Regions from separate parts of the Homo sapiens genome. Here region 2 is linked to region 1. The links are chromatin loops, found by intact Hi-C in ENCODE. Cell type or tissue: Caco-2. All regions are shown on one strand. Links, peaks and the distances in the headings refer to the core of each region. The heading gives the core; the rest is flanking DNA. Region 1 overlaps ARHGAP11A-SCG5 (ARHGAP11A-SCG5 readthrough). Region 2 holds the start of LOC107984089 (a long non-coding RNA gene).

What was found. Hi-C counts contacts between places; a loop is a spot of excess contacts. Peaks named below come from ENCODE experiments on the same cell type or tissue, not always from the same donor. Only the 100,000 strongest peaks of a DNase experiment are listed, where the experiment ranks them.
Region 2: it touches region 1 in a loop (4-fold over the local background); 1 of 110 quality-filtered maps calls a loop at or near these places.

Annotation. Positions count from the first base shown.
Region 1 is chr15:32,691,671-32,708,500 of GRCh38, reverse strand. It overlaps ARHGAP11A-SCG5 (ARHGAP11A-SCG5 readthrough), which reads right to left. Exons shown (of 14, transcript NM_001368319.1): 13 at 16,738-16,791; 14 at 11,403-11,987. The coding sequence ends at 11,892. SCG5 (secretogranin V) reads right to left here. Exons shown (of 6, transcript NM_001144757.3): 5 at 16,738-16,791; 6 at 11,409-11,987. The coding sequence ends at 11,892. Among named protein-coding and RNA genes, the nearest start is that of GREM1, 18 kb to the left of the region's middle. RefSeq lists a silencer at 7,679-7,973. In Caco-2, for the core only: no CTCF peak of the experiment used is centred there; a DNase peak (open chromatin) is centred at 7,840.
Region 2 is chr15:32,775,489-32,792,318 of GRCh38, reverse strand. FMN1 (formin 1) reads left to right here. Exons shown (of 21, transcript NM_001277313.2): 20 at 15,400-15,484. It overlaps LOC107984089 (a long non-coding RNA gene), which reads right to left and starts at 7,841. Exons shown (of 3, transcript XR_002957769.2): 1 at 7,645-7,841. RefSeq lists an enhancer at 9,998-10,561. In Caco-2, for the core only: no CTCF peak of the experiment used is centred there; no DNase peak of the experiment used is centred there.

The DNA.
Region 1 (16,830 bases), core at 3,374-11,373:
GAGCCTTCTGCCTTTTCTATTATTCTTGTCATATTTTTCCTTTATTGTAGTTACATGTATGCTGGACACATCTTCTTCAATGAAATGTAGACTCCTTGCATGGAGAAAGTGTCTCCTTCCTCCTCTTTGAGTCCCTGTGGCCCTAGCACAGGCTGAGTTGAATCGTAACTAAAGTGCTCCAGGTCTCCTCATCATTTCCCCTGCTGTCTTCTATTTTTATCCCGTCACCTGTAGGAACTGTGTCGGAAGAACTAACTGCTAGAGTTTCTCCAAAGTGTCGCGGCCAGTGGCAGTCCAGTAGCTGTCTTGAGTCCATCCTGACTCTTCGCGGCCCATCCCCAAGTCCAGGTCACGGTCATTTCTCACCTAAAAGGTTGCAATTGCTTCTTTATTGCTCTCCCCACTTTCACCGATGCTGACCCAAAGCCACTGGACACTTCTTCTTTTTTGTTTTTTGCTTTTTTGTTTGTTTTGTTTTGTTTTGTTTTTTAGATGGAGTCTTGCTCTGTCACCAGGCTGGAGTGCAGTGGCGCAACCTCAGCTCTCTGTAACCTCTACCTCCCAGGTTCAAGTGATTCTCCTGCCTCAGCCTCCCGAGTAGCTGGGATTACAGGCGTGTGCCACCACACCCGGCTAATTTTTTTGTATTATTAGTAGAGATGGGATTTCACCATGTGGGCCAAGATGGTCTCAATCTCTTGACCTTGGGATCCACCCTCCTCGGCCTCTCAAAGTGCTGGATTACAGGTGTGAGCCACTGTGCCCAGCCTGGACATTTCTTAACTTATATACTAAGCCATGTCCTTCCTTTGACTAACGCCCTTTCTTCCTGGCTCTTACCAAATTTTTAAATTATGCAATTTGTAGATTTGCTTGGTTTTTGTCTGTTTCCTCCGCGTGCCTGTAAGCTCTGTGGGGGCAAGAACCGTCTTTGTGTGGCTCACTGAATCCCCGGCCTCTACATGGCACTTGGAGTACATAGATGCTCCCAGACCTTTGTTGAATGAATAGATTAAAAGTGCAGCTGTTCTTATTTTCCTTCCTGTTATAACCCTTGCTCTAGCCCCCTTTTTGCCTTGCTTCTGTTTCTGATTTCTCCTCCTTCATTTTTTTTTTTTTTTTTTTTTTGAGACAGGCTCTTACTCTCACCCAGCAGGCTGGCGTGCAGTGGTGAGATCACAGCTCACTGTACCCTTGACCTCCTAGGCTCAAATGACCCGCCCACTTCAGCCTCCCAAGTAGCTGGGACTATAGGCACACACTAATTTTTGTATTTTTCGTAGAGATGGGGTCTCACCATGTTGCCCAGGCTGGTCTCGAACTCCTGGGGGCAAGAGATCCACTCATCTTGGCCTCCCAAAGTGCTGGGATTACAGGCATGAGCCATTGGTGCCTGGCCTGGTTTCTGCATTTTACCTGGAACTCATTGGAGAACTGAAACTCAAGAGCCTCAAAATCTACAACTGAGCCTAGGGGAGCCTCAGTCCTTAGTTTTGTCGTGGAATCAGAGAGCACATTCCTGTGCTCCAGGTGCCCCACCCACTGAATAACAGCGGAGGCAATGATGGCACTGACTCACTCTGGAAACTGCAACTGCACCCCGATAAGTTCTCCCTGTAAAACCAGTCACAAGATGACATTCCTCAGACCCCAAAGAAGTGAGTAAGTTTTATGGCCTGTGTCAGGGTAACATGCACTCTGCTAAAAATAACATGGTAAAATTTCCTAAGAAATAAATAATGCACCATTACTTTGTGTTTCTGGGAAACCTTAAGGATTTGTTGTAGAAAGATATTTTAGTTTTCTTAGCCTGGTGAAAAAGCATGCAAAGGAAAAAGTCATATTGGATAAGAGAAAGAATATTTGGGTATGTGGCCAGGAATGATGCACGTTTTGCCACTTATTTCTTTTACGTTTTAATCTTTTTGGAAACAGAGGCAAGTAACTAGCCAAGTACATTTGAAGGGCATCCATAGTTCCAAATGCCTCTCCCTTTACAATTTATTGATGAAGGACTAAGTAGCTCATCTAATTCATCTTGAGGAGATAGGAAAATGCTTATGGCAACAGCATTTTATCATGGTTGTGAGGCTTCTGAAAACATAATTCCAAACGATAGGAATGGTTTGCAGAGCCATCTGGGAGGAGATGGGCTGATTAGGAATGTCTGGGGCCTTAGAAATAAATTCAGGTGAAGTCGAAGCATGTTTTTCAGATCTGGTAGATTTTTGTGAGACTATTTATGGCTGGGTGTAGTTTAGCAGGCTTCTCGTAGAGCAGTGGAGTCCCTGTGTTCTACAACCTTCCCTCCGGGGCTTTTGTATTCACCCATTCTCACACCATTTCTGGTTGCAATTGTGTGCAATGTTTCCCCAAATTCACTGTGTATCAGAGTCACTGGAGAAACAAAACAAAACAAAAAATTGATCCCCAGAGCTTGCTCTAGACTACTGAATCAGAATTTCCTGGGCCAAGAATCTGTATTTTTACAAAGCTCTCCAGATGATTCTGATAAGCAGCCAGGTTTGACAATCACTGGTGTGGTGGAAAGAATTCTGTTTGCATCTAAGCTCAACCACCAACTACCTAAGCAACTTTAGAGATGGCAACTCTTGGGCTATCAGGAAACAGAGAAAATGATGCCTATGTCACAGGGTTATTGAAGAATTAAAGGAAATTACATATGTGATCTATCCCAATGCAAATTTAGTAGGCTGCGTTAGTTAATACTCTGCTGATGACCTAGAAGCTTAAAAGAGTTTTTTTCTCTAAAAAAGTGTTTAGCTTCCTCTTCTGTGTTTGATTCCTTATGAAACTTGGTTTCCCCTTTCATCAGTCACCAAGGATCAGGCCATATGTAGATGAATCATAATACCATTATGCCATGTGTTCTAAGAGCCTTCCAAGTGCATTGCTGCAAGAAAAGCTCAACATTTAATGTATATTGTTTTTCGATATCTCTTTCCAAATTGCCAGTACAATTTCCATTCCTGGGAAATTACATAGACATGTCTGGATCCAGTTCTTTTATCTTTGCATTTCCAACTGCTCTGTTTTCCTTCTTTCTTCCCATCAAATTCTTATATTTTGACAGTTTTAAGACCAGCTCTTCCTTGATCCTTTCCTTCCTATAATATATTGAATTGAAGTGAGCCCATTTCCCTTAGTGAGCCTTCTCTCCAAACACAAAATACTCTGAAGTTCAGATTCTCCTTCTGTGAGTGGGTTAACATCACACAAAGTTTGTGGTTTCATCCATCATAAACAAGAGTGTTTTACATGAACTCTGTTTCTTGTCTCCCAAGAATCACAGAAAGGTTGGGGCAAAGTGAAATAAATTTTCAGAAAGAAAAGTTACTTATTAAAAATAGCAGTGATAAAAATATGTAGATTGATTTAGTAGGAAGAATTCGTAAATTGTTTTAACTTAAAAGGAAACACTCTTGCAGGCATTCACAATGAATCAGGAGGAAAACACTTTGGCTTCTTCAAAAAGCTATTTACTCTCTTTGGTGTTCACAAAACATATCCAACAAAAGCCTTTTCTCTTACGATGCGAGGGAAGAAGGCAAATTGCATTTGGGAGCATCTGATCATACTTCACTCAGGAATGTTATGGGTTTTGGTTGTGTGCCCAGCTGATCTGAGCATATTAGCAAACATAGTAATAGTATTAGCTGCTGACAGTGTTTGGTATCAAACACATCCATTTGCAAAAATAGAAGAAATACTATATTCACATTTTCAATGCTCCCCTTTACTTAAATACCACAATGTGGTTTGAGTTGTGAATCTATTGAAGACATCTTTGATGAATCAACAGTCAAGGCATATGTAGAAAGTGATTTGGAAAATTTTTCCTGGGTTGTTGGTGGGGGAAGGGAGATAGTGTTGGGACATTTTCCATTCTCGTTCCTGCTTTTTCATTGGCCCCTGCCGCTTCCTAAGTCTATCTGCTGTTAAATGAAGATAACTCCCTCTCTCATACCCCAACGTCTCATCTCTCAGGGCTTTCTGGAGTACGACAGACTAATTGCAAAGAAATTTGACCTTCTTGGATAACTGGTGCCATCTAAATACCACGCGTTATTCCCCTGTCAGACACTCTAACGTAGGATGAGCCAGGCTGAAATCTTCCAAAAGCTGTGGAGGATAAATAAGCTCACATTCCAACTCAAAAATCAACAATAACAAAAAAGCCAAGCATAGTGAAAAATGATAAAGATCAGCCTCCGCTGTCACCTTTTTCATTCATACCATTGTACTTTTGGGGTCTATGTCATGGGGATGGTTCCTATGTCAATCCTAATGATAAAGCTTGAGTTTGGTTTACGTCTGTGCTGCGATTATTCATCTTCTTTCAAGCACTATTTCTTACTTTATCAACCAGGAAGGCGGGAAAAAATGATCTCTAAAATTCTACGGTTTTTCACTTTTCTCCTTTGGAGCTATTATAAGATAGTAAATTGATGGTAAAACTGAGATCAGGACAGCTGGGCTCTACTTTGAATTTTCATAGAGCTTCAGCTTACCTGGGTTTTGGCTATCCCTATATGGAAAATATAGATCAGTGGTCTTCAGCGTTTTTGGCACCAGGGACTATTTTTGTGGAAGACAATTTTTCCGTGGATGGCAAGGGGCATATGGTTTTGGGATGAAACTGTTCCACCTCAGATTATCAGGCATTAGATTCTCATAAGGAGTGTGCAACCTAGATCCTTCACATGGACAGTTCACAATAGGGTTTGCACTCCTATGAGAATCTAATGCTGCCACTGATCTGACAGGAGGCGGAGCTCAAGCCGTAATGTTCACTCGACCGGGGCTCACTTCCTCCTGAATGGCCCAGTTCCTAACAGACCACAGACCAGTATTGGTTGGTGGCTCAGGGGTTGGGAACCCCTGATGTAGCTGATACCTGACTCCTCAGGAGACAGGCTTTTGGAAGCAAACTGGAACACCAAATAGATGCACTCCCACAGATGTTGAAGTTGGAAGAGAAAGAAAAACATCTATTTTTCTGCTGCTGTTTCTGCTATGAGAGATGGTAGCTGCAGGCAGACTCACCATTCTTGTGTCAAGACAATGACTTTGGGAGTATCACACATCATTGGTAGTGATGTGGTGGTGGCAGTGACACCAACCACTATTTCCTGACCTCTGGATTCCAGCTATGTGCGTGACCTTGAACTGGTTAAACTGAACTGTGGATCCCTGCCTCATGCTCCTCCACTTCTTTAAATAATTTTGTAAGCACATAATTCCTTGCATTAAATCCCTTTCATATGGAAATATCCAGAGTAAAGAGTTTGTTTCTTGCCCTGAAATCTGATGAATTCTGAATTTGGCATCTAAATAGAGGTTTAACACAGGTGCCATATTGCAGGGAATTTCACATCACAGGATCTTCACATCAATATGATAAGGTAAGTATTACCTTTCCCATTGGTTACATGAAAGAACTAAGGTTTAGTGAGATGGAATTATTTGCTCAAGGCCACACAACTTGTAAGTCACAGAACCCGTCAAATGCAAATCTAATTACAAAGTTTTTGTATCTAACTACTCTGTTAAACTGTGATGCCATGGGATCAAGTGTGTAATAATAGTGTACAAATAGCTGAATATTTATGGTTGCAAATGTGCTTTAAACTCCATGAAGGAAGAGCCTATATCTTATACCTCTTTAGTAAGACTCCCCAGTCCCAGAATATAGCTCAGTATTTGGCACATAGAATAGATCCTTGATAAGTTACTGCTGAATGAATAAATGAATGGTATCGTGATGAGTCCTAACAAGGAAGGTGACACCTTGTGGGGAAGTCACTATAGTTTCCAAATGGGCTTTATTAAGATGCGTCTCACTCCTCAGGTGTTCAGTTGCCACTGCTAAAAGCCATTACAAATATTTTTGTTTCCTGTGTGTATAGTTATGGTTTCTGTTCAGAAGAATGGCTTATCAACAAGTTCTACTGGCACATAACATTCATCAAACAATAGAACATTCAGTCTATTAGGATGGGCTGTTAGGTTTTTCTAACTCAGCCCATCTTATAGCAGCTCTTTTCTAAAAGAGCCTTTCTTTTGCAACTTATAAGTTAATAAGTTTTTAAACCCAAATTCAAGGACATGGTTCTACAAGAATCTTTGCAAACACCCTGCCTTTACTTGTGGCCTTCAGAAGCCGATGTGTGACACCCATAAATGTCTTACCAACTTTCTCCATGGATTCCTCTGTGCCCATTTGGAATCAAGTTTTCTTTTACTATATAGTTACGATAATTTTCAGTGGCCCTTGCCTTCTCACGGGGCTTTCTGGCCACCAAATCTGCCATATTCTACACATTTTCTTTTAATTGCCAAACCCATGTGTATTTTAGCAGGAAATTTGATCCACATGTTTCTGATTCACCTACACTTAAGTCACCAGACAATTTTGGAAGAGCAGCCTGATGGCCAAAAAGGCTTGGTAGAGTCTCCTTTCCCTTTAGAAACAGAAAGTTGAGTATGTGAAGTACAAGCTCCCCGAATCTTGCCAGGACTGGGCTGTTGGTAAAACCCAGGCTTCAGGAGGCTTCAAAGAATACTACTTTCTCAAGATATACTCCTGGCTAGGTGTGCCAATTGACTTTCTAAATTATGTCCTGGAGCACTTTGAAAGTTGATGGCCTGGATACTTCCCTGACCCCTCCTTAGGACTTTCCTCCTACCCTCCAAGTTTGCTTCTCATTGAGTGGCCAATGTTTCCCCAGGTTTCTCTGTTCTAATCCCCAAGGCTGTTGCCACAGCACATGATACCAGTGAAGGGCTGGGATATGCCTTCTGCACTGCCCATGTGGCTTTCCCATGGTCAGAGAGGGAACACTGGTCGATGAAAACCCACAGCAGAACCCAATGCTCTGTCTGCCCACAGATCTGCCTTGATGGTGAGCAGGGCCGTCCCACGCATCTGGTCTGTCTCCCTAATAAATGAATCATGCACAACCGTCATGGTGTGCAGCAAACTGAGATATTTGGCAGGAACTCTGTGCCTTGACACTTCCTGAACTACCGACACTTGAGCAGTGACTCAGAAAAGAAGCGGGTAGTTCTACTGGCTGATTCTATGAAAGACTTGAGGGCCGGGCGCAGTGGCTCACGCCTGTAATCCCAGCACTTTGGGAGGCCGAGGCGGGCGGATCACAAGGTCAGGAGTTCGAGACCATCCTGCCAAACGTGGTGAAACCCCGTCTCTATTAAAAATACAAAAAAAATTAGCCAGGTGTGGTGGTGGGAGCCTGTAGTCCCAGCTACTCAGGAGGCTGAGGCAGGAGAATGGCGTGAACCCAGGAGGCGGAGCTTGCAGTGAGCCGAGATCGTGCCACTGCACTCCAGTCTGGGCGACAGAGCGAGACTCCGTCTAAAAAAAGAAAAGAAAGACTTGAGAACCATGTTCACAACTTCACATCAATCTGTAAATCCCACCAAAGTGAGAGGTAATTCCACCTTTCCCTCTGTACACAGTCTAAGATGATTTACCTTTTATGACGTCTTTAAAACATTCCATCATGCTCATTCATTCAGCAGTTATTATTGCCTTTGTTAGGCCGCGTGCAAGATATCAAGATAAAAAGAAAAATGAGACACAGCCTATGGCTTCAAGGAGCTTATAACCCAGTTGAATGAGGCACATATATAATAAGTAAACAAGTATTAGGTGTGCCAAATTAAGTTCAGCCCAAAGCTGCCTCCTTACATAGTGAAAGCTCGGCCTAAAGTTTTCTCTGTACATAGCAAACTGTAACCTAGCTGGATGTGTAAACAGGCTGTAACCTACTCTTGTGCCAATCACTGAGATTCGGCCAAAGGTGGCCAACTGTTCAAACCATGTTCAGATAAGGCAAACACTGAAATGTAACCAATACGGCTGTTTCTGTCCCTCACTTTTCGTGTACCTCACTTTCCTTTTGCTGTCCATCGGTTGTCTTCAACCACACGGCAGTGCAGAGTCTCTCTGAACCTGTTTTGCAAATTGCTCTTTACTCAAAGTCTGTTCAGTTTAATCTGTCTAAGGTTTCTCTTTTAACAGGTGGTAGTGTGGTACAGGGGAGAGTGTCTACTGTGGAGTCCCAGAGGCCTAAATTCAAGTTCCAACTCTGCCACTTACTAGTTGAGGAGTTTTGGTTAAGTCATGGAATCCGTCTGCCTCAATGGCTTCATCTATAAAATGTAGGGCGGGATGTTTAAATGAACAATGTATACAGAGCTTGTTATGTATATAGAGTAACTCTTATCATTATGCCCCGTTTCAGGGACTGTATGAAAGTATGCGTGGGGTCCCACAGGAACACAAAAAGGGATCATAAGAGAGAAGTAATTAACCATGTCCTCCCCTACCCACTCGCAGCTAGAAGAATGAGTTCCTCTAGCTGACAATCTATTTTATTTATTTATTTATTTTTGAGACGGAGTTTCGCTCTTATTGCCCAGGCTGGAGTGCAATGGCGCCATCACGGCTCACTGCAACTTCCACCTTCCGGGTTCAAGTGATTCTCCTGACTCAGCCTCCCAAGTAGCTGGGATTACAGGCATGCGCCACCAGGCCTGGATAATTTTTTTTTTTTTTTTTTGTACTTTTAGTAGAGATGGAGTTTCACCATGTTGGTCAGGCTGGTCTTGAACTCCTGAGCACAGGTGATCTGCCCACCTTGGCTGGATCACAAAAGTGCTGGGATTACAGGCGTGAGCCACTGTGCCTGGCCGACAATTTATTTTTAATAAATGTTCCCATTTTCCTGGCTCTCCTGTCCCCCTGGCCAAGGCAGTGGCACTTTAGTGATCACCATGTGATCCTGTGACAGATAGGGGATCTGGAGGGTTTCGTTCTCCAGGACCTAACCCTGTGGCTGGTATCTGTGAGATTTATATGTGAAGCCTGGTATCTCTCAAAGGTTTCAAAGGAAAGAGGAGGAGAAAAGATGTTTCTGCTATTCCTTTGTGCCTAGCTGAGTAAATAGGAAAGGTCCTCGTCGCAGCCTTGCCAAAGAAATAGAATTCTGTTCCAGGAGTCTTGGGAAGTGTGGAGTCAGGGTCATGCTGCTCCTCATTGTGTGGCAGTGACTGTGGAACTGTGGATCGAGTGGATGACTCAGTTTTCCAAGCTCATATCACCTCCAGGTAGCTGCCCAACCCAGACAGACCCCCAACTCACTGGCAGAAACACTTCCAACTCTGAATTGCTCCCTTCAGGACCTCCAGGTGTGTTCCGGAACACTGCATCTTTGGGTGTAAACACATTTGGAAGAGCCATCCCTAGAAGACTCAGCCTGGTGACCTGGCACGTGACTCACTTTGAAGGCAGTGGGAGGGGAGGATGGCTTTGCACAAACGCTGTAGGAAACACTCAACAATCTATTTTCTCTCTCCCAGTAGCAAGAACGGAGGAAATTCTCTTCTAGAATGACTCCATTGTAAACCCCTCCTCATGCTGTGTGACTGCTCTGAGGCTCCAGCTGGCTGTGTCCACAGTGGGAGTTCAATCAGGATGAATGGCTGTGGTGCTAGCACCATCCTCTTCTTTTGTTCTCCACATGTCTCTGGGGTGACTATAACCACCTTTCTGGTTTCAAAGATCCTCAGCTGGAGCATTGTGGGAAGACTGAGATAGGAGTAATGACCCTCTCCAGCCCACAGGCAAATCCCTCTGTCTGTGCTGCAGATGCCCAGCTGACTCCATTCAGAAAGAAAGGGCCTTTCTGAGTCTGTCTAATGGAGGTTCTCCTTGTCTCCTGCCTCTAAGTTTCCTATTTTTTTTTCCAGGAAAATCCCTTCTCCTTCCAGCCACTCTGACTTCACTATCTAGTTCATCACCACTAGCCCCAGCCAGATTTTCTCTCCCGTGGATCCCTCTGCTACTTCCCTAGCACCTTGGGACAACTCTTCATTCACCTTCCTTTTTGGCTTCCTCACATTGTCCACAGCCTTATGTAGCCTTATTCTACCTTGTCCAACATTGCTATTTCCAGGCCAGTTTTTTGTTGTTTTTTTTTTTTTTGAGACGGAGTCTCACTCTTGTCACTTAGGCTGCAGTGCAGTGGTGCCATCTCAGCTCACTGCAACCTCTGCCTCCTGGGTTCAAGCAATTCTCCTTCCTCAGCCTTCGAAGTAGCTGGGATTACAGGCATGCGCCACCACACCCAGCTAATTTTGTATTTTTAGCAGAGACAGGGTTTCTCCATGTTGGTCAGGCTGGTCTCGAACTCTCGACCTCAGGTGATCCGCCTGCCTTGGCCTCCCAAAGTGCTGGGATTACAGGCATGAGGCACCACACCTGGACTCCAGGCCAGTTCTTACCATGATCTACTCTTACTTTTTAACCATTAACTGTGGTTCTATTGTTGAATTTTTCAAATACATACAAACATAGAAATAAGAAGTGCAAGCCAGATGCGAGGGCTCATGCCTGTAATCCCAGCACTTTGGGAGGCCGGGGTGGGCGGATCACTTGAGGTCAGGAGTTTTGAGAGCAGCCTGGCCAACATGATGACACCAAGTCGCTACTAAAAATACGAAAATTAGAGGGTGTGGTGGTGGATACCTGTAATCCCAGCTATTCCGGAGGCTGAGGCAGGAGAATCGCTTGAACCCAGGAGGTGGAGGTTGCGGTGAGCTGAGATCACACCAGTGCACTCCAGCCTGGGTGATACATCAAGACTCTGTCTCAAAAACAAAAAAAAAAGCAACAAAAAAAAAGATATAAGAAGTACAATGAACTCCCAAGTACCCTTGACCCAGCTTCAACAGTTATCAGTGTATGGCCAGTCTTGATTATCTATATCCCCATTCCCTCCTGGCCCTCCACCTCATCACTACCACTGGATTATTTTAAAGAAATCCAAGACATCATATCATCTGTAAATAATTCAATATTTATCCCTAAGATATAAGGGCTCTTTTAAAAAAATAGCCATAATATAATACTGTGTAACACTTGAATCATACCAAAATATTCAGTTACTACTCAAACTTCCCTGACTGTCTGATCAATGCTTTTCTTTGAGTCAGGATGCAAATAAGACCCACACACATTATATTTGGCTCGTATGTCTCTTAAGCCTTTTAAAATCTATGATAGTACCCCACCATTTTTCCCTCCTATCATTTATTTGTTGGAAAAATCTAGGCTACTTATCCTGTAGAGACTCTTCATGCTGGATTTTGCTGATGATTCCCAATGGTGTGTTGAACGTATCTCAGTGTGTTGAATGCATCTCAGTTCTACCATCTGTAAAATGGGGATAATACCAGACCCATTAAGTTCACAGCATTATTGTTTGGATCATATACTATCATATATGTAGATCAGGTTGTTCTATTAAACAAAGAAATTGTTCTTTATAATGCTTTAAAAAGAAAACTCCATATGCCAATGCTTGCATTCATGTTTATTAAGACGCAGCCAAGTGAAATGTGTCAGCTCCTCCTCTTGAGTACAGCCTTCTTTACTGGTGTATAACAATGCCCAAGGGCTGGATGAACTACATAATCAAAATCAAATGACAGCTTTCTACAGACTTGGCCAAAATAGTACAACCTCAGACACCATTTTAAACTGCAAGAAATCTGAGCCTTTCATAGTCTTGCTTTTTATTGTTGACATTCACATTTTAATTTTTATGATCATTGCAGATTCACATTTTAAAAACCCAAGAAACAAAAAAGCTCTTATTCTAATTTAGCAAAAAGCAGAATCATCGGTGTGAAGACAATACACTATCTACATACAGCTGCTTTGTATCCATAATTATCTATGTAAGAAACATGCTGTCATTCACAGGGACTCCATTTACACGTGCACATAAGCCATGCTGAGGCCTAACAGGTAATGTGGGTTTTCGTCTAGCATCTTCTCTTTACTCTGGATCCTTATCCTCATCTGAAAAATGGGGGACAGACTTCTTTGCAACAACATTATCCAGTCTCTGTCCTTGTAGATATGGATTGACACTCTGAAAAACAAACAAACAAAAACCATGTGGTTTGGTGTTATATGTGAACATCAGATACAGACATCTCAGAAAAGAAATGAACAAGAATCGTTTCTGGGGCCGGGCGCGGTGGCTCACGCCTGTAATCCCAGCACTTTGGGAGGCCGAGGTGGGCAGATCACGAGGTCAGGAGATCGAGACCATCCTGGCTAACACGGTGAAACCCCGTCTGTACTAAAAATACAAAAAATTAGCCGGGCGTGGTGGTGGGTGCCTGTAGTCCCAGCTACTTGGGAGGCTGAGGCAGGAGAATGGCGTGAACCCGGGAGGCGGAGCTTGCAGTGAGCAGACGTCATGCCACTGCACTCCAGCCTGGGCGACAGAGCAAGATTTTGTCTCAAAAAAAAAAGAAAAAAGAAAAGAAAAGAATTGTTTCTGGCCTATTAGGTTAACAACAATGTAACCAGTGGCACCTACCAACTACCAAACAATTACTCCAGTGTACTAATTAATACCTCAGTGGCCTATGAAACATTTTCTGACTGATAGATGTCTCTAATTGTGTTTTTCACACAACTATAGAGCTCTTTATCAGATACAATGTGGTCTTTTTAAAAATTATTATTTTTGGTGCAAAGAAGTGCAGTAAACCACCTCATAAGTCCTTGCTACTAATTTAGATACCAAGACCCATAAGAAAGATAATTATTATTCTATGGCCCTATTTAGGTAGGAAGGGGAATCTGAAATGCATTAAATTATATTTTGCAAGAAAAACGTTCTAAAGGAGAAGAGTAGGGCCAAGTGGGAATTAACATCTGAAGACTGGTCCCAGATCATCCTGTTGCTGGGATTGATTCTTCCTCGCCAGTATTTTACTAAGGAGAATTCATTAGGGGCTCGAGTGATCATTTCCACCTTCCTTCAGTCAAATTCAAAAACTGAAGCAAAAAAGGAAGCTTCCGGGAAGGGTCCTTTGTTTTTGACTCAAGACTCCATACTCTGAAATCACTTTCATGTGTTGGTATTCTTAATGAGTAAATATTTTTCCATTCCTTCTCTAATACATATCTATTTATTGAGGTGTGGATTCGAACTAGTAATTGAAACTTTACAAAATAGTATTTAGCAAGCAGAAGAAAAATTCAAAAGTTTTGGAAGATGTTTGTTCATTGAAGTTGCCTTCCAATAATGGAACAAAAATATAAGAAAGAAGCTGTAGCCAGGCGCGGTGGCTCACGCCTGTAATCCCAGCACTTTGGGAGGCCTAGGTGGGCGGATCACAAGGTCAGGAGATCGAGACCATCCTGGCTAACACGGTGAAACCCCGTCTCTACTAAAAATACAAAAAATTAGCCAGTCGTGGTGGTGGGCCCCTGTAGTCCCAGCTACTTGGGAGGTTGAGGCAGGAGAATGGCAGGAACCTGGGAGGCGGAGCTTGCAGTGAGCCGAGATTGCGCCACTGCAGTCCAGCCTGGGCGACAGAGCGAGACTCCATCTCAAAAAAGAAAAAAAAAAAAAAAGAAAGAAAGAAGCTGTAGTTACAAACGATCAGCAATCCCTGTTGCATGCTCAATCCCCATGTATGAATGGAGTCTGTTCACAGGTGGAGCTCTCTTGCCCATGAAATAACCTGCCATGACTCTTGAAAGGTGAGCAGACATTCTTCAAAAGAGAAGGAATGAAACCTGAGTTTAGCATTTACAAATGTTCTTTCACATTCTGACTGCTAAACGCATGAATCGTGAAAGGTCCGACTCACTCTACAAAGATGCATCACAAAGTAGGTGAGAATTACAAAGTGAGCAATGTCCTCAGACACTTGAAAAGTGACATGCCACAAGACAACACCTTGCTGAGAATTCATCTTAGAAATATTTAAAATAATAAAAATTCCTTTTATCAATTACAGTGGTTTGGCCTACCCCAGGGGATCATATCAGAATTTTGTTTAGTAATATTTATTCCAAAAATTCTAATATGTTAAAGGAGGATATGAGAGGTTCAAGTTTATCAAATATGAGATTAAAAGGTTCATAAACTGTTTAAATAAGATCAATAGTAGAGCTCAAATATTAACAAGATACAGCTTAAGAGTTTAAAAGTTCACAGTCATTTAAAGGTAGATTGACATTTCATTTGTGAAGCAATGAGGAATTCAATTGGATTTGGGTGAGTACAAAAAGTTGTTCAAAGCCATATGGGGCTTGGTTGCAACTTTGAGGAGAATCTATCTCTCATGGGAGAAGTCCTGCCCAGACCTACAACATGCAAAGGTTGGAGGGGAGGGGAAAAATTAATGAGGAGGTAAAAAGAGGAATCAGGTGAACTTTTTTGATAAATATTTAACTGAGTATTGAATCCAGCACTTAGGAATAATAATAATGAGCTTTGGGTTTGTTTTTGTTTTGTTTTGCTTTGTTTTGAGATGGAGTCTCACTCCATTACCCAGGCTGGAGTGCAGTGGTATGATCTCGGCTCACTGCAAACTCCACCTCCCAGGTTCAAACGATTCTCCTGCCTCAGCCTCCCGAGTACCTGAGATAACAGGAGCATACCACCACGCCCGGCTAATTTTTGTACTTTTAGTAGAGATGGGGTTTCACCATGTTGGCCAGGCTGGTCTTGAACTACTGACCTCAGGTGATCCACCCTCCTCGGCCTCCCAAAGTGCTGGGATTACAGGCGTGAGCCACCATGCCTAGCTGAGCCTTGGCTTTAATTGTGCTCTGAAAAACTCAAGGCACTGCTATATTTGTCTTCTCTCACTTGGGCAAGAGATTGGGTAGGGCACACAGAGAACATGATTCCCATTTCACAACTGGAAGAACCACTGGGATTGGATCTTTGCTTACAATGTCCTCTGGAAACTCACAGCAGATGCTGAGCTTCACTGAAGGAAGACTTCATTGTTCAAAAAAGAAAGCGTATAGTTTCTTTATATTGATTCATGTACTGGGGGTGGTGGTGGGGCAGTGTTAATGTCTTTAATCAAGATGGGAACATCATCTGAGACCTCATGATGGGCAGGGCCAACGTGCTTCCTTATCAATCCAGAGAGGCCCATGGTTTATGGCATGAGAATGGGTCTTTGTAGATGCCCAAGAACAGGAAGAACTTGATATCTCTGGGTCAAAGTGACCCTTCTTTTCCTAAATTCTAAGCCTTTCCTATGTGGAGGAAATTGAGGCTAAAGTAAAATCCTTTATAGCATGTGTCTTAGCCAGCATTCTGAGTTTTGGTAATCACTAGTCTCACGGAAAAATGACCTAAATCGTGACCATGGTCATTCACTGAGTCAGGGCAGAAGGAATGGTGGGCCAGGAAGTAGAGACAATTAAAGTTTCAAGCTAAGTTATTGATTTTGGGTCAGTCATTGCTCTTATTTGGAAATGTTCTTGTTGTGTTGTAGGGAGATATTCAAGCCGTGTTACTGGTAAATTATGTGTATTTTGAGTTCCTAGAATAGAATTTCTTGATGTTCCCTCAAGACCACATTATACCCTTTGGACCCTTTCTGTCACCATCTGCTATTGGAAGCTGTAATCACCAAGAAAAACCCCTAATAACTCTGTTAACTCTCCTCAAAAAAGATTTGTTTCCAGAGGTAAAAATTTTCTACTTCTCGCGTAGAAAATTGCTGTATGTCTTCTGTGTTTTGTCAGGCAGTACAGGGGCTTGGAACCTTCTGTTGTGGGGGCCTGAGGACTGATGCTGAGGCCAGAAAATCCACACCTCTTGAAGCTCTCTCTGACCGGATTTGGCAAAACCCTTCAGAATGGCCACAATTACCACTGCCCAGATTCCCAAATTTTGTGAGGATCCAGGCACTTGCTCTTCTGAATAAATAGTCAGTGGCTTTGAGTACGTGCTTAGGTTTGTATGTTTTAACTAAAATGGTCACTATCTCATAGCATTTTACCATGTAACAGTGGGGTTGTTTTTTCTCCCACTTTCATCTGATCAGATAAAGAAGGAGGTAGGTGGCCAGGCCCTTCTGACTAGTAAGGTACCAGTGGATTAGCAGAATGGACCTTGATCACTTATCAAGTCTTGATGCTATAAAATACCCTGGAAAGCCAAAGCAAATGTGACATTGAGTTTTACGTGAGGCAACACTGTATATGAAGTAGCTAAATGTGGAGTATCTAGACCAAGTTCCTACCTTGGGCAGCCCTGGGATGGTTAAAAACTAAGCCTGCAGTAAATTCAACAGACAGCAAACAAATATTACAGATCTAGTAGATTTTACATCAGTCTGGCTAGGCCAAGAAAAAAAGATACATAGGAGAAATTAAGTTTGTTCATCTCATCTTTTGCTCCCGAATTCCTTCAAAGTTATTTCCTGGAGCATGCAGTTCAGCACTTCCCTGTTTCTGTCCTGTGTTTTTATAGAATTGATGCAGATGTGTGATCAGTTTTTCCCCACTGGCCTACAGACCCTGGGAGGGCAGACAGACCCTCATGTCCCCCCAGATATGTCCCACACTGATGGGGGAAGCAATACACATTTCCTGAACGGAATGGAGTTGCTAGAATTGCTACAGACTGCGCGTTCCACTAAAAATCATCTGCTAAAGCCTGGGGAAGCCATCGCAGAAACCAAGGACAGACTTTCTGGGTGTGGCCCTTGTCACATGGACCAGTGTTTCTCAGGACTACACAAGGGAGGATTCTGTGACTTCCCAACAAGCGAGGGTTTCAGCCTGTTCACTGCCCCACTCAGAAAGCTCCAAGCATCCCCGCAACAATCCAGCCAGGCACGTGTTACCCTCCGCTTTCGTCTCTCTCCTCCCTTCATCTTCTCGTAAAGGAGTTTCTTGTTCTAGAATGGGGAGAAAAGAAAACAAAAAATGCAGAAGTA
Region 2 (16,830 bases), core at 3,692-11,691, 84 kb before region 1:
CGTCTGCCACCACGCCCGGCTAATTTTTTTTTTTTTTTTTTTTGGTAGAGACTGGGTTTCACTGTGTTAGCCAGGATGGTCTCAATCTCCTGACCTCGTGATCTGCCCGCCTCGGCCTCCCAAAGTGTGCCACTGCTAGTTTTTGACACCAATGGTAGTTTCCTCCATCTCGAAATGCCTCGTTGCTCTGATAATATATTGGGTCTCTCTGCGAAGGTGACTACTCCCCTTCTTCATCTCCCTCCTTAGTTCCTCTGTTTCTTCTGTTCCTTAAGTGTGGGCCTTCCCCAAGGTAAATCTCAGTGTTCCTCTTTTCTGCTCTATTCTCTGTTTTGTTAGTCCCAACTATTTTCACAGCTTCACCTATCACCTCATTGCCAAGGCCTCCCAAGTTTTAGACCTACATTTCCTACTGCACATTAAACTGTATACCCAGCCTTCATCTGCAATTCAATATGTCTCGGTTGGAAATTATTCCATCTCAACTAAGGCCTATTCCTCTTAGGCTCCCTAACTTTCAATTGCAACACTATCCTCCTCCTATTAGCAAAAGGCAGGCTGGAATGAGAATTATTTTTACTGCTACAAGATTTATTTTTCATCTATTTCTGACTCTTTATAGTTTTGCCCCCTTAATGGTGATTGTTCTTTACCCTGTATTTGAGGTGTCTCTGCTCTGATTCAGGACTCTATCATCTCTCACTTGGATTATTGAAACATCCTTCTAACTCTTCTCTCTGCCTAGAGGTTTTCTATTTCCTCTTGAAGTGTCCCTGAATATTGCATCCAATTATCTTTCCAAAACAGAATTTAGATCATAGTTATCTCTTTAAACATATTCTGTGGTTTTCCATTGCTCATGAAATAAAGGAAAGATAATTAGCCATGGATGGTACTTTAATTTATTAATGTATTAAGTTGTCACAACAGCCCTGAAGGAAAAAAAAAAAAGGTTTATTGCTATTTCACAGCTAAGCATGAGAGAGTAAATGAATTTTCAATGTCATAGTTTCATTAATAAACAGAATGAGGATAAGAACCTAGGTCTTTTTTTTTTTTTTTACACTAAAGCTTGAGTTCTTTCAAGAACTTCATATTCTCTCCCAAATTATAGCATGGCCCTCTGAGAACCTGCCCTAAACTCACTCTTTAGCCTCATTTCCTATAGCCTCATCCCTCCCTGCACCTACTATGACCACTCACTGTCTCACACCTGCACTTTCTTTCCTTGTGTTCTCACTGGATAATTTCTTCATACCGCATTCCCCCCATTATTTCCTGCTGATCAAAATAGAGTCGTCTTTCAAGGGCTGCCTCCAGAAACCAGGTTCTGTAGAAATGTTCTGAAATCTCCCTTAATAAAAGAATTAGCTTTTCCTGTGGGCTCTGACAGCATTTTCTTCTTACGATCCTTTAGTATTTAATTCATTCCAACTTGTTATTTTAGCAGTTTATGTGTATCTTTCCACTTCTAGGACACAAGCCTGTTCTTTGCTGTGTCTTGTATGGTGCATTCTCCAGCGCACAGCTGGATATTGAAAGAGCATTGAAGATCTTGGCTGGTGTAAGAGTTTGGAGGAAGAAATGATCCAAAGGAAATGTGGAAGCTACAGGGAGCTTTGAGAAGACACTTAGCCATAATCAGGACCACCCTAAGCAGATAGTTTTAGAGGAGATTCAGAAGCCAGTAGGGCAGTGTTAGAGATCAGCAGCTCCCAAACCTGGCAGATCTCCCAAGTCACCTGGAGGTCATTGTAAAAATGTAAACAGATCCACTGAATCAGAATACCAGAGTGTAGAGTCTAGAAATCTGTGGTTTTAGAAACTCCCCACAGAGATGGCAGAGCAAGAACACATTTTGTGTTTAGTTTCCTTAATAAATGCCTTGGCTTCACCATCCTCTTGTTTACATGTACCAGGTAGGCTTTGGAGATCAGAGATTGACACCTTCCTAGTGATCCTTCAGCCAAGTTTAGAAACTCCTGGGCTCAGGTGATCTTGCAGTTCTCTTCCAACCCTGACTTCCTGTGATTTTAAGTAGAAAATGAGCTGGGCATTGACAGCAGATGAATTTGGCTACATAGACATAAAGAGGCGGACCTGGGTGACTGAACATGCGTTTGGAGGAATCATGCAGTGTTATTCCTGGGATCAGCCTAACTGCCTTCTTTTCTGTGCTTCCTCCTTTGAGTGCTTGGTCTACTCCAGTCTCTTGTGTATTTGCACATTCCTATAATATAAATTTGCAGCACTTAATTTAAACACGTAGAATCGTGTCACTTAACTAGCGGGATACATTGTGAGAAACGCATTGTTAGGTGATTTCATCATTGTGCGAACATTATAGAGTGTACTTACACAAACCTAGATGGTGTAGCCTACTTCACACCTAGGCTGTATGGCATAACCTAGTGTTCTTAGGCTGCAAACCTGTACGGCAGGTTACTGTACTGAATATAATTGTAACACAATGGTATTTGTGTATCTAAACATATCTAAACACAGAAAAGGTACAGTAAAAATACAGTATAAAAGATAGAAAATGGTACACCTGTGTAGGGCGCTTAACCATGAATGGAGGTTGCAGGATTGGAAATTGCTCTGGGTGAGTCAGTGAGTCAGTGGTGGGTGAATCTGAAGGCCTAGAATATTACTGTACCCTTCTGTAGATGTTATAAACACTGTACATTTAGGCTACACTAAATTTATTTTTATAATAAAGTAGTTGTGCCACAACATTATGGTGGCTATGACTTCACTAGGCAATAGGAATTTTTGAGCTCCATTATAACCTTATGGGACCACCATCATATATGAGGTCTGTCTTTGACCGAAATGTCATTATGCAGTGTGTGACTCTACTTTAAAACTACTATAATATTTACATAATGGTATAATCTAAAAATATTATGTCTCAAGTGATATACAGACTATGAAACTATTCTGGAAAAATTTATTGATCACATACGGTGTCCTTCATGAAGCTTTCTCCAATCTGTGTGAGCTATCGTATCTCCAGAATTTTGGGGGTTTACTGTATCTTCAGTTTTGTCATTTAATGATTTGGTTTTTTATTCATTTGGTTATAGGCACTTTCTCTTTTAGATAAATCATAGGCCCCTAGAAGATAATTACAATGTCTTGTACCACTTTGTTTTCTCTGTAGCACCTTGTTTTTCCATATATATAGTAGATGCTGAGTTAGTATTTGTTGAACAAATAAATAATCATTGTGTTTCCTTTTGCCATGTTGAAATTGATTGCAAGATTTGCTGTCTGCTGCTGATAGATGAAAAATCTTGTTTATTTGGGTTTTGGTGGTAGAAGTCCCTAAATGTATCCCATATGGGTTGCTTTTGCCCAAGAATCTAAAATCTTAATAGCTTTGTTAAAGAGAATAGACATGTTCAGAACAAGAAAGATTAGTTAATGGAATAAAACAATCGCCAGCTCTGTTCTTGACTGTATTACTTTCAGTTTGTTTAGAAAAAAAGAAGGAAGTGGAGATCCTTTGGATTCATGGCTATGCCAAGCCTCAAACCTCTTTGGAGCTCAAATCAAAACCTTAGAGAGCATCTGTCCGCACTCCATTTCCCTAGCTTGGCAGAGAACAATGGAAACCTAAAGTATGTCTCCTTCATTCAGCCTAGAATATTTCTAAATTACTTATCTGTGGGACTCCTGACAGCTCCTGCCTTGGGCAGAGATGCAACAGGGGGCTGCCTGGGTAGAATGATTTGAGGGGCGCCAGAGAGACTCCTTACTCCAGACAATCTTCCCTGTTTCCTCACCCTTTTGTTCCAGTCACCCATGCAAACAGGCTCTCAGTGCTAGTTTTTGGTGAGACTCAGTAGGTGGTAGAGGTTTCAAAACCAAAAGGGGGAGCTTGCATCTGCTAGCACATGCATGTCTTCATTATCGGGATTGGAAATGTCTTCCAAAGACTAATGCATTTCAATTAAATTTGCAAATTTATGACACAGGGCTGATTTCAGTTTTCAAACTGTCTCCCAGACTACTCTCCCTAAATGAGGAAATGAATGCGATGCTGTTACCTTTCACTCTGCACCTAAATCGCCGGGTCGGCTCTGGGTGTTATGTCTACTAAGTGCAGAGTGATTGGCTTTAACTGATCATGCATTCCAGGGCAAGTCCAGGGCTCCCCAACTTCAACTCCCCTGTGTCCTGGGGGAGAAGCTCTGCAAACGGAAGAGGACTTTGTTCTGCAATTAATCACTTGAAGTCAAAGTATGTTTGGGTATACAAGTGATAGCTCACAAAAACTATGAAGTGGCTGATCTGTGTAGCTGGTGAAATGCATGCAGTCTCTAAGAGAAGTTTTTTACTTTTAAATAGGAAAATATCTTAGGAATAGAGTAGGGAAAATTGTCAGATTTAGATTTGACAAAGTACACAATTGGACAAAGTAGAAGTGATATGCTAATTTATCATGGAATAACTTTTTTTTTTTAAGAGACAAGGTCTCATTCTTTTGCCCAGGCTAGAATGCAGTGGTGTCATCATAGTAACCTCCAATTCCTGGGATCAAGTGATCCTCCTGCCTCAGCCTCCTGACTAGTTAGGACTACAGACACACATCATCATGCCCAACTCATTTTTTAAAAAGCATTTTTTAGTTGAGAGGGTCTTGCTGTGTTGCCCAGGCTGGCCTTGAACTCCTAGCCTCAAGCAGTCCTGCCTCAGCCTCCCAAAGCACTGGAATTACAGGTGTGAGCCACCATGCCCAACTGGAATAACTTTTAAAGGCTAAATTCTGGTGTGTTAGGAGCTAAGCCTAAGATTACTTTCTGCTGGTATTCTTACTTTCCTGCTGGTCTGTTTTATCATGGCTGCTAGTGAAACTGACCTGGGAGGCACAGGAGGTGGTCGGTGCCAGAGCGGTCAGGGCCGAAGGTCAGACTCTGAAGAGAAAATGAGCATGGAAGAGTGTGTCTGTCTAAGTATGTGGCCTTGTTGGCCTGCCTGGGATAAATGAACTTGGGGTTACCCATTCTTTCTTACTGTTTATGGCTCTTTTCTCTTAGTTTTATTTTTCTACCCTTTGGAAACATTCCACATAGCCTAGTCAATGATGTTTTCATCAGCTGCTGCAGCAAGGAAAAAATTTCCCTTTAAATTGAGAAATTAATGAGTTTGTTGTTGTTTTTTTCTTACAGTAGGGAGTGACTTTACTTATTTCATTGACTTTTATAGCAGTTAACCTCGTGCGATAGTTATGTCAGGAATTCAGAAATGCCTCGTGAGTGACTGTTGTCAAGATGGATAGAAATGAGAGTGGTCCTCACAGCCCTGGTCAGGTCTCTACGATCTCACTTATTTAGAATCAAAGTTGGACATTAGCCCGTTTTCGCCTGGAGAAACAATTTCGCTCTGGGAACTGGGGGCTGTACCTTGTATAGACTCGAGTAGTATCAAAAGACCTGAACAAACTATATAGAGTGGACAGAGCCTTACTTCTGATGTTCAGGCCACCAGGCAGTGGTTGGAGGGATGGCTGGACACAGCCATATCCCTCTGAAAGCATATTTAAAACAGCCCTTATGGCGTTAATACCATCTATGTTTCAGGTAAGCCTAATGAGAAAAAGATCAAAACGTTGCCCTCAATCTTCTCTATTCAAAATGCCATAAACCATGTGATATTGAGCTTTCTGAGGCAAGGAAGCCATTTCCCTGATGCCCCAAAGTCTATATGTTATTCCTTGTGCCTTGGCCTGATGTGACTTAGTTCAAAGCTGCAAGGAGATCATGGCAAAGGAGTGAATATTCACTCCTTTTTGTATTTCATCCTTGAAGCTCTATATACCCCTTTTCTGACTTTTTCTTCTGAAGGGAGACCATAAGAGTGTCATTATTTGCTCATAGAAGCTGTCCCTGATAATGACTGGTAGAGCAAAGCTATATTGGGTAGTCAGACTGGTGAGTCATTTATTTTACAGGTGTGATCTACAGTGAGGGCCAATACCTTTTTTATACCACGGAAACCTTATTCACCATTCCAAAGGACCATAGGCCAGAATTGACTGAGCCAGTGGTAAAAATGTGTTTTTTGCATGTTCCTTTGTTTATCATGTTCGTCCATGTATTTCTGAACAGTCATGAGAATGAAGAGCTCTTGCATTTATTAGAGAGATTCTGAACTCCTGTCTTTACATTTAGGGTAAGTCCAGTGGTGCAGCAGCTTGGACCTTCAGTTTTTATCATCCTACTTTTTAGGGAACGTGGACATTTCCTGTGGCATGCTGACTTAAAGGCACATTACCTGTTGGCACACAGAGCATACCGTATCCATTTTTTAGACCATTTTTATCTTCTTTCTTTAGCAACGAGTGATATTAAAATCTTTTTTTAAAGAGATTCATATTATAGCTGGTCAGATCTCATGTGTTTCCCAAGATGCCTTTCATGAACCATATTCCCTCAATGTGTCTCTTTTCTTTGCCTTTGTCTGCCAATATTTCCAAAGCCATTAACTTTTAATGGCTTGGATCAAGAAACATACATGATCTGAGTCGAGCGGTGATTAATTTTAGTCACACTGTACTAGGTAGCTGGTAGGGCTTTCTTTTTAAAGCTAGTAGCATTAGAGGCCAAAAGTTTATTCCTCTGCTCCTGAAGTCACTTCTTGGTCCTGTTGTCTACAATACAAAAGCAAGTAATGTATTAACAAAAATGCCCTGATAGTATTACCAGATTGTATTTTCTGTACTGACTGAAATGAACCAATCATATTATTTAGGAGAATTTCTAACATATCACCCATAGGTGTTTAAAAGATAACGCTAATTTTCAGGGGCCAGTTACCTATTTTTAAACACTAAAATTAATTCCATAGGTTAGAGTGTAAACCCAAACCTGAACCATGATTTGAGACCTGTTGTGTCCAGACGCCAGTCATCAGCCTAAATTCCTTTTTTTCATTATAAATATAACTTAGCCTTTGTCTGGGCTTGATGGCTTACACCTGTAATCCTAATACTTTGGGAGGCTGAGGCAGGTGGATTGCTTGAGTTCAGGAGTTTGAGACCAGCCTGGGCAACATGGTGAAACCTCATCTCTACAAAAAAAAAAAAAAAAAAATATATATATATATATATACACACACACACACACACACACACACACACACACACACACGTACGTATACACACACACACACACACCCCTAGCATCATACTTAAGAGTTACTCAAAAGTTAACAGGTTGACAGTCTTGTTACAGTTCACACAGATACGTTGAATGGGAAAGAAAGGAAACGAGGATGAGCAGATGAACCCCCCTCCAAAAAAAGTTAATTGCAGTCACAGAATTAAGTTGGGAGAAGCCATAGGCAAGGTGTAATAAGATAGCTCTATTTAATTTTCATTCTGAAGCTATTAAAAGCAAAGGAGGCAAATAGACATTGGAAAGTTGCATAGGGCAGAAATCAGGGAACTCAAGCAAAATTCCAGAAAAGACCATAAATAAAATGAATCATAATGAAATGTGAGGCAATCTCTGCCTTTATGAGAGGGAAATAAATGGGTGCCCCACTTATTTCCACAGTCTGGTTCATCTGGATCTGTCCCCACTGTGCCTGTCTGTATTTGCCAGACACTGGTGATCTCACAGGCTTAGAACTTACCTGGAAAGTAATAAGCAGAAGAGAGTGGGAAAGCTGGCCATGTTGTGATTTTTGTAGATTTGATGTTTTACTGGAGCCCAAAATCTGAAATCTTGTGGTTATGGCTGTCAGAAGAATCATCCCCTTGGTCTTCTTAAATCAGTTGTCTACCTCTAAGATATTCATAGACAGTTCTTTAGGAAGAAGCTTTCTGTTGGCTTCTGTTGTCTTTCTCCTGAAGAGGAAGGTTTGTTTTGTTTTGTTTTGTTTTGTTTTGTTTTTCCCCCTAGGAGCTTCAAAAAGTTCTGTTAAAAAAAAAAAAGCAGACCTCTTTTTGTCTAAAAACATACATAAATCATCAATGTATAAAACAAAGTAAAGCTTTTCTAACTGAAGCAGAGCTTGCCAACATTGGCATCTGGAGGATCCCCTAATTCTGCCTCTTCTCCCTGAAACACCTTTGCTGAAGGTTAAAGCTCTTTGAAAAATAGTTTACAAACACTGCTCCAAACTATTGGATTTTCCAATAGTGAAAAGGAGTGTAAAGCAGCCTGAACACTCTTATCTGCCCCATTTCCTCCATATCTCATTTATCTCTTGATTGGCTGGTGTGCTCAATCCCTGTGGTCAAAAATAAAAGCACTTCTGTTATTACAAACTTCATAATGATTTCAGTATCTTCTGCCTTGTACAACACAAACCAGTGAAATACTGAATGTCAAAAGAATAAAGACTTGGTACTTCCTCAGTCTCACAGATGGCTAGATTCTGAAAATTGACTTGATTTAGCTGCAGCTGTATGCCTCTAACCTGTAGAAAGCCCACAGTATGCCCATAGGCTTTCCCAAAAGATGAGGCTATAACAGTGGGGAGCCTAAATCTCTAAATGGAAAGCCACGCCACTTCAACTATTTTTTTTTTTTTTTTTTTTTTTTTTTTTTTTTTTTTTTTGAAACAGAGTCTCGCTCTGTCGCCCAGGCTGGAGTGCAGTGGCACAATCTCAGCTCACTGCAAGCTCCCCCGACCCCGGGTTCACGCCATTCTCCTGCCTCAGCCTCCTGAGTAGCTGGGACTACAGGCGCCCACCACCACATCTGGCTAATTTTTTGTATTTTTAGTCGAGATGGGGATTCACTGTGTTAGCCAGGATGGTTTCGATCTGACTTCATGATCCACTCACCTCGGCCTCCCAAAGTGCTGGGATTACAGGCGTGAGCCACCACACCCGGCCAGGTTACAGTCAACTTCTACAGAGTCAAGACTAGGCAAGAACATCAGAGGACATGACTCACTTTCCCATCTTACACTTGTGTCTTTCCTCAGTAGTCTTTGGCAGCACTTGGTATTTACTGGGGCTCCCAATAACTCCTTAGGGAGCATATGCATGATAATGAGAAAGAGGAAAAGATAAAGTTTTCAAAAATTTTACTGAGACGTTTATCAATTGAGAATATATATTTTCTTTCTCTGATATGTTTGTTTGTTTCCTATATTTCCAAATTCTTTTGTAAGGATTGCCATATAACCTTTATTTTTTTTTGTTTTTATCAATTCAGGAGGTACATGGATTTGTGCAGGTTTGTTACACGGATGTATTTCATAGTGGCAGGGTTTGGGCTTCTACTGTATCCATCACCTGAAGAGTGAACCTTGTACCCAGTAGATTATTTGTTGACCCTCACTGTCTTCCCCACTCTCCCCACCCCCAGCGTCTGTTATTTCCCTCTATATGTCCATGTGTAACCACTGTTTAGCTCCCACTTATAAGTGAGACCATGCAGTATTTGATTTTCTCTTTCTGAGTTATTTCACTTAGGATAATGATCTGCAGCTCCATCTATGTTGCTGCAATGGACGTGATTTCATTCTTTTTATGACTGCATAGTATTTCATGGTGTATGTGATCCACATTTTCTTTGTCCAGTCATCTACTGATGGACATTAGAGCCAACATTTAGGCCAGAAACAAAAACAAGTCCACAAACAATGAGGAGGTTGAGCGTGTATGCAGCTAGAAACTGTCTAACCAGCAAATTTTCTTTGATTAAATGCAAAAAGCCCTTACCTCCTAAGTGGGAGAAATAAATTCCAGACTTGGGACAAAGTCACATAACCTCACTGAGTCTTAGTCTCCTTGTGGGCAAAGTAATGTGGATACTTTTAAGTATCTTGGAATCTATACATAAGATGACACGTGTAAATATTTAGCACATTTGGGTGGCCTTGAGTATCTTTTCTTTTTCCTTGTTTAAGACTTAATCAGCTAATCAGTAACTGGAACTACACTTCTAAATGTTTTTATAGTTTTTTCCCAAGGATAAATGCAAAAAGCAATCATTTTATAACTATTTACTAAACATTTAAATTGTTTAAGTCAGAAAAACAAAAGTTATCAATGCATGTCATTTGTCACGTAGATACTAAGAACTGACTTGAGCATGGTACAGTGCTGGGTAAAGGAACAAGGAGAGGTCCCAAATATGGATAAATCCTGCTCGTTGTCCCTAAGTCATTCCAATGGTTTAAGAAAAATAAGACACCTACTCAGTTCTAAGATGAAATGCCTTAAGTACCTTAAGAGAGGCACAAAGTGCTTTGTCATTTAAGAAAAGAGCAATTACTTCTGGCTAAGAGAGATGAAGGAAGCTTTCATGACTTTGACACTTAAGCTGTAAATAGAAGAATGGGAAGAATTTGCATGCATGGAAATGACTCAGACCGTCATTGAGGGAACAGTAAAAGCAAGATGCAAAGGTGAGAAAAAGCCATGTACAAAGAATGTAAGTCGTTTGGGTGGGTCATGGAACACGTGGAGTGAGGTGAAGGAAAAGATGCTTGATCAGTAATCACATATAGTATTTTCTTTAATTTTTATAGCAACAATGTTATTAGGTGTGGTATTATTCACACTTTAAAGAGATGAGGAAATTGAGGTTTGGGGGTTACATGACTTATCCAAGGATACTCAGCTAATTAAACCAGCATACTACGAATACAACAACAGATCTGGGTCTGAAAAGGTAAGATAAGTAAACTGGGTTTATAGCAGGGAGATTGTATTGCCAGTCCAAAAGCATAAGATTTTGAATCCTATGATACAGTCCAGGAATTGGCAGACTACAGCCTATGAGCCGGATCTGGCCCACTACCAGTATTTGTCAATAAAATCTATCAGAACATAGCATAGCCCGGTCGTTGATGCATTTTTCAGATGGCTGCTTTCCCACTGCAACAGTAGAATTAATTTATTGTCCAGTGCACAAGTAAGAATGTTGAATTCATTGTAACTAACGTGTGCATGTGGGCAGGGAGATGGGATTACTAAATGTGTGTTTTAAGCAAATTGTATAACATTAGCTAAATAAAGAGCTAAGCTACTCAGCCACTTACAGATGCCAACAAGTATGTGATTAATATTAAGTAAGATATTTTTATTTGAAGCATGGAAGAAAAAGCATATTTTTTAAATGTCTGAGTTGATAGATCTTTAAGTATTTACTATTTTGAAGATTTTTTGAAGAAATTTTAAAAATAAAAATATAAAAGATAGCATATCACACCCATATTCCCACTACCTAGAATTATAACTATTAACATGCATCATATATTCTTTAAGATTTTAAGTTTAAAAATGAAGTATTACAGATAAAATGAAATTCTACTTGGCATATTATTGCCAGTGTCATTCTCTTCCCAGATCTTTCTAGCAATAACCTCTATCATGAAATTATTGAGTATCTTTCTAGTCTATTTTGAATACTTTCATATGTGTGTATCCATATATAAATACAGATAGATGTCTGTATGTATGGGTTCAATTTAAAATTATACGCACAGTGTAGCATACTGCATGCAAAGTAACAATAGCAGCTTACATTTATTCTGCTATTACCGCCTGCCTGGAGCTGTACTGCTGATACAGGACCCCACCGGTTACCCAAAGCTAGCCTTTGGGTCAGGGGTTTCCTCACTATAGTCCCTTCTGTGGTTGCCAGAAAGATGTTACAGGAAAGTGGTCCCAATCCAGACCCCAAAAGAGGGTTCTTGGATCTCACACAAGAAAGGATACAGGGTGAGTCTGTAGAGTACAGGGAAAGCAAGTTTATCAGGAAAGTAAAGGAATAAAAGAATGGCTACTCCATAGGCAGAACAGCCTTGAGAGCTGCTGGCTGCCCACTTTTATGGTTATTTTTTGATGACATGCTAAATAAGGGATAGATTATTCATGCCTCCCTTTTTTAAGACCATACAGGGTAACTTCCTGACTATTGCCATGACATTTGTAAACTGTCTTGGCACTAATGGGAGTGTAGCAGTGAGGACGACCAGAGGTCACTAGGTGGCCATCTTGGTTTTGGAGAGTTTGGGTCAGCTTCTTTACTGCAACCTATTTTATCAGCAAGGTCTTTATGACCTGTATCTTGTGCTGACCTCATGTCTCTTCCTGTGTCTTACAATGCCTTAGTCATCTGGAAATGCAGCCCAAAAGGTTCCAGCCTCATTTTACCCAGCTTCTATTGAAGATGGAGTTGCTCTGGTTCACATGCTTCTGATACTGTCTCAGTCCTCTTATTGATCCTATGTAGCATGCACTATTACTGTCATGTTTTTTAGGAAATAAGGCACACAGAGAGTTCCCTTGTGCAGGGTCACACAGTTAATAAGTGATAGGGCTGAGAATTAATTCTGCAATCAGGCTTTGGAGCCTGAGCTCTTGACCATCATCACAGATGGACTATTCACTGTATCACTGCAGGATTCTTCACTCTCAGTATCATGCCTCTGATTCCTGTGATTTTTGAATTTGTAGATCTAGTTCATTCCTTCTCACTGTTATACCCTATTCTGTTGAATGAATACAGTACATAAGCAGCATTGCACATTGCATGGTGGTTAAGACCTATGAAATGGGAATAGTAGAAGTTCCTATCTCACAGAGTTGTGAAAATTAAGTTTAATTCAAATACAGTAGGTAGAACAGCACCTGGTACAGATTAAGTACCCAATAAATGTTAGTTGTTATTTGCTATTCTCATATATCACCCTGTTGAACCTATTCATTAGGTTGTCTGTAGTTTTTCTTGATTGCATATATTGCCACAGTGAAAGCTCTGTGTCTGTTTATAATTCTTTTTGGTATCTCCCTACAAGAAAACTTGATGGCTCGTAGAGTGTACATGCTTTCAGTTTTACTTGATATTGCCAAACCCAACTAGACCAATTTCTTCTCCTTAGTGCACTGTGTGGCACTTCCCATTCCCCTGCATCCTCACAAACAGTTAATATTGTCTAATTGTTTACATTTGCCAACCTGATGGGTAAGAAATACTATCATGCTGAATTAATGAATTTTTAATAAGTTGTATTGAGATAGAATTTACATATCATAAAATTCACCCTTTTAAAGTGTACAATTCCATACACATTAGTATCACTTCACTACACAGTGGTTTTTAGTATGTTCACAAGGGTCTACAACCATTACCTCTATCTGATTTTAGAGGAAATCTTTGACTGGTTAGCAATAACTCCCCATTTTCCCCAGCATGGGGAAACCCATAGTTTTGCTAACCTACTTTCTGTATGGATTTGCCTGTTCTGAACATTTCATATAAATAGAGTCATGTGTTTTTGTGATTGGCTTCTTTCACTTAGCACAATGTTTTTGAGGTACATCCATGTTGTAGCATGTATCAGCAAATTCATTCCTTTTTATGGCTCAGTAGTATTCCATTGTATGGATATACCACATTTAATTTTTCCATCAGGTGATGGAAATTTGGTTGCTTCTACTCTTGATTACTATAAATAGTGGTTCTATAAACATTCATATGCAAATTTTTATATAGACATCTTTTCAATTTTCTTAGTTATAGATATATTTATGTACCTAGCAGTAGAATTGCTGGGTCATATGGTAATTCTGTGCTTAACGTTTTGGAAAACGGCCAAACTGTTTTCCAAAGCAACTGTGTAATTCTACAATCACATCAACAGTGTATAAGGGTTCCAGTTTCTTCACATCTTCATCTCTAGTACTTGTTACTGTCTTCCTTTCTGATTCTAGCCGTCCTAGTGGATGTGAAGTGGTATCCCATTGTGGTTTTGATTTGCATTTTCTGATGACTAATGATGTTGAGCATCTTTTTACGTGCTTATTGACCATGTGTATGTCAGCTTTGGAGAAATGTCTATTCAAATCCCTTGTCCATTTTTAGAGGAGGGGGTATAATTTGTCTTCTTATTTGAATTGTAAGAGTTCTTTCTGTGTTCCAGACACAAGTTTCTATCAGGTATATGATTTAAAAATATTTTTCCCATTCTGGAGGTGGAGGTTGCAGTGAGCTGAGATCGCATCACTGCACTCCAGCCTGAGCAACAGAGCAAGACTCTGTCTCAAAAAAATATATATATATATAAAATATATATTTCTATATTATACATATATGTATTATATAATATATAAATAAATGTATTATATAATATATAAATAAATGTATTATATAATATATAAATAAATGTATTATATAATATATAATAAATGTATTATATATTATACATAATATATAATAAATGTATTATATATTATACATAATATATAATAAATGTATTATATATTATACATAATATATAATAAATGTATTATATATTATACATAATATATAATAAATGTATTATATATTATACATAATATATAATAAATGTATTATATATTATACATAATATATAATAAATGTATTATATATTATACATAATATATAATGTATTATATATTATACATAATATATAATGTATTATATATTATACATAATATATAATGTATTATATATTATACATAATATATAATTAATGTATTATATATTATACATAATATATAAATAAATGTATTATATTATACATAATATATAAATGTATTATACATAGTATATAAATGTATTATACATAATATATAAGTAAATGTATTATATATTATACGTAATATATAAGTAAATGTGTTATATGTTATACGTAATATATAAATGTGTTATGTTATACGTAATATATAAATGTGTTATGTTATACGTAATATATAAATGTGTTATGTTATACGTAATATATAAAGTGTTATATGTTATACGTAATATATAAAGTGTTATATGTTATACGTAATATATAAATGTTATGTTATACGTAATATATAAATGTGTTATATGTTATACGTAATATATAAATATAATATATAAATATACGTAATATATAAATATAATATATAAATATATTTTTTGAATGGAAAAAAACCTACAGAATGAAAAATACATATATTTATATTTTCCCATTCCGTAGGTTATCTTTTTTCCCATTCTATAGGTTATCACATCTTAATTGATGTGAATTCGTGAATTTTAGTATTTGTAGTTTCACATTTCCTCAGAACTTCATTCTTCAAAATCATCTCATTATCTGCTAAGTGGATCACAAGCCGGATAACACTGAAGTAAATAATGCTCTGTGCACATAGTACTCCATCCATCAGAAACTACCACATTGTTCACAAAAACAGGCTTCAGCTGGTGAAGAAAATTAAATTTTGATAAAGCAGAGAAGCCTTCACACCTAATTAGGATTTGAATTTAATAACAAGCATTGAAAAAACATTTCAGTATTTTCAAATTGCTGATGGATTAATTCAAAAGCATTTGGGTTTATGTTTAACCTGCCTTAACTCTTTTCTTCTTTCCTTTTCCCTCTTCCTTTCTTTTCCCTCTCTCCCCTGTCTTTTCCCTATTTCTATTTCAGATTGAAAATGGCTCAGGAATCAGTCAGCAAGTTGACTTCAGAGAAGAAAGTGGAGACAAAGAAAATCAATCCCACTGCTAGCCTGGTGAGATATATTTTTCAACATAATCTAACGATTGTCATGAAAATTGAGGTGCGCCCAGGAAGGGCTAAAGCTCAGAGATGAAACATAGTATCCAGATTCTCAGTTCCCATCCCAGAGTAGCATATGGTTAAAAAAAAAAAAAAAAAAGTATGTGTGGGTGGAGGTACAAAACATAGCTTTATATGTTTTTCCTGTAAACTCAACATAGGTCATTTCTGATAAACCAAATTTAGTCACTTACCATTTCACATCCTTCCACACCCTACCCGCAGTACAGTCACCCTTATCTCAAAGTATCTTTTTCTCAAAATGTTTAAATATATTCATTCTCTTCAGTTCCTTTTCCCCATTAAAGAAAGAGGCAGGGATTCTCCTATTTTGATAGTTGGAAAATTTGAAGTGCAGAAAGATACAGCCTACCCAGGGTCACTTAGCAAGTGGATAACAAAAGCCAGGACCAGATTCTGGGTCTCCTGACATCTCTCCCTATGCTGGAAACCAGCAGTCTCCCCAGCCTTCCTATATGTGAGATTGCGTTGTCCTCCAAAGTCCAGTTTTCAGTAGAGATCACAATGAATCTCCACCTAGGTGTTACGGACAATAGTCAGAATAGCTACATGGTTAGGATCCCAGGATGCCGAGAATGAAATGGCCTGGGTTCAGATCACAGCTCTGCCACTTAAATAGTTGTAAAACCTTAGTGAAGTTACTTTGTTTCTTTCTCTTCCATGAAAAGAACATACTACTTTTTTTTTGGGGTTATTTTGAGAAAACTGAGAAAAGACATGTAAAATGCCTAACACATAATAAGAGCTCAATAAATATTAGTTGTTTTCCTTGTTGCTGTGAATTTCAGCTGCTTTGGTTGACCCTGCAATGGGGAATGGCAATGAGTGGGAAGTGGAAGTATCACCCTCCTCTCTCGGATTTTTCAAACTCTGTCCTCTCTGGGCCCTGATGTCCAACAACTACTTACTTTATCCTTTTAGATTATTAGTACCTTTTTGCTGGATGCTTCAAATCCTTTGAAAATATAAATGGGTTCTAAGTTACAAAGTGAGATTATTTCTGTTGATTGACCATAATGTTTCTCCCAACAACCCCATGAGCAGCTAAATGAATGTTGCATGAGGTTGATGAATGAGAAATGGAGAAGTCCGGGCTATACTTTTTGGTCGGGGAAAGCCATGGTTGAGCACATGGCCCCTACCTAACCGGACATGTCCTTTGTACCCGTTTGATGGTATATTTATGACATTCATTTGTATGACTTTCAGTGGCAGTCGGCTGAACCCTGATTTTTGTCTTCTTCCTTCATGAGCCTCTCCCTCTTCCTCAGACCTTTT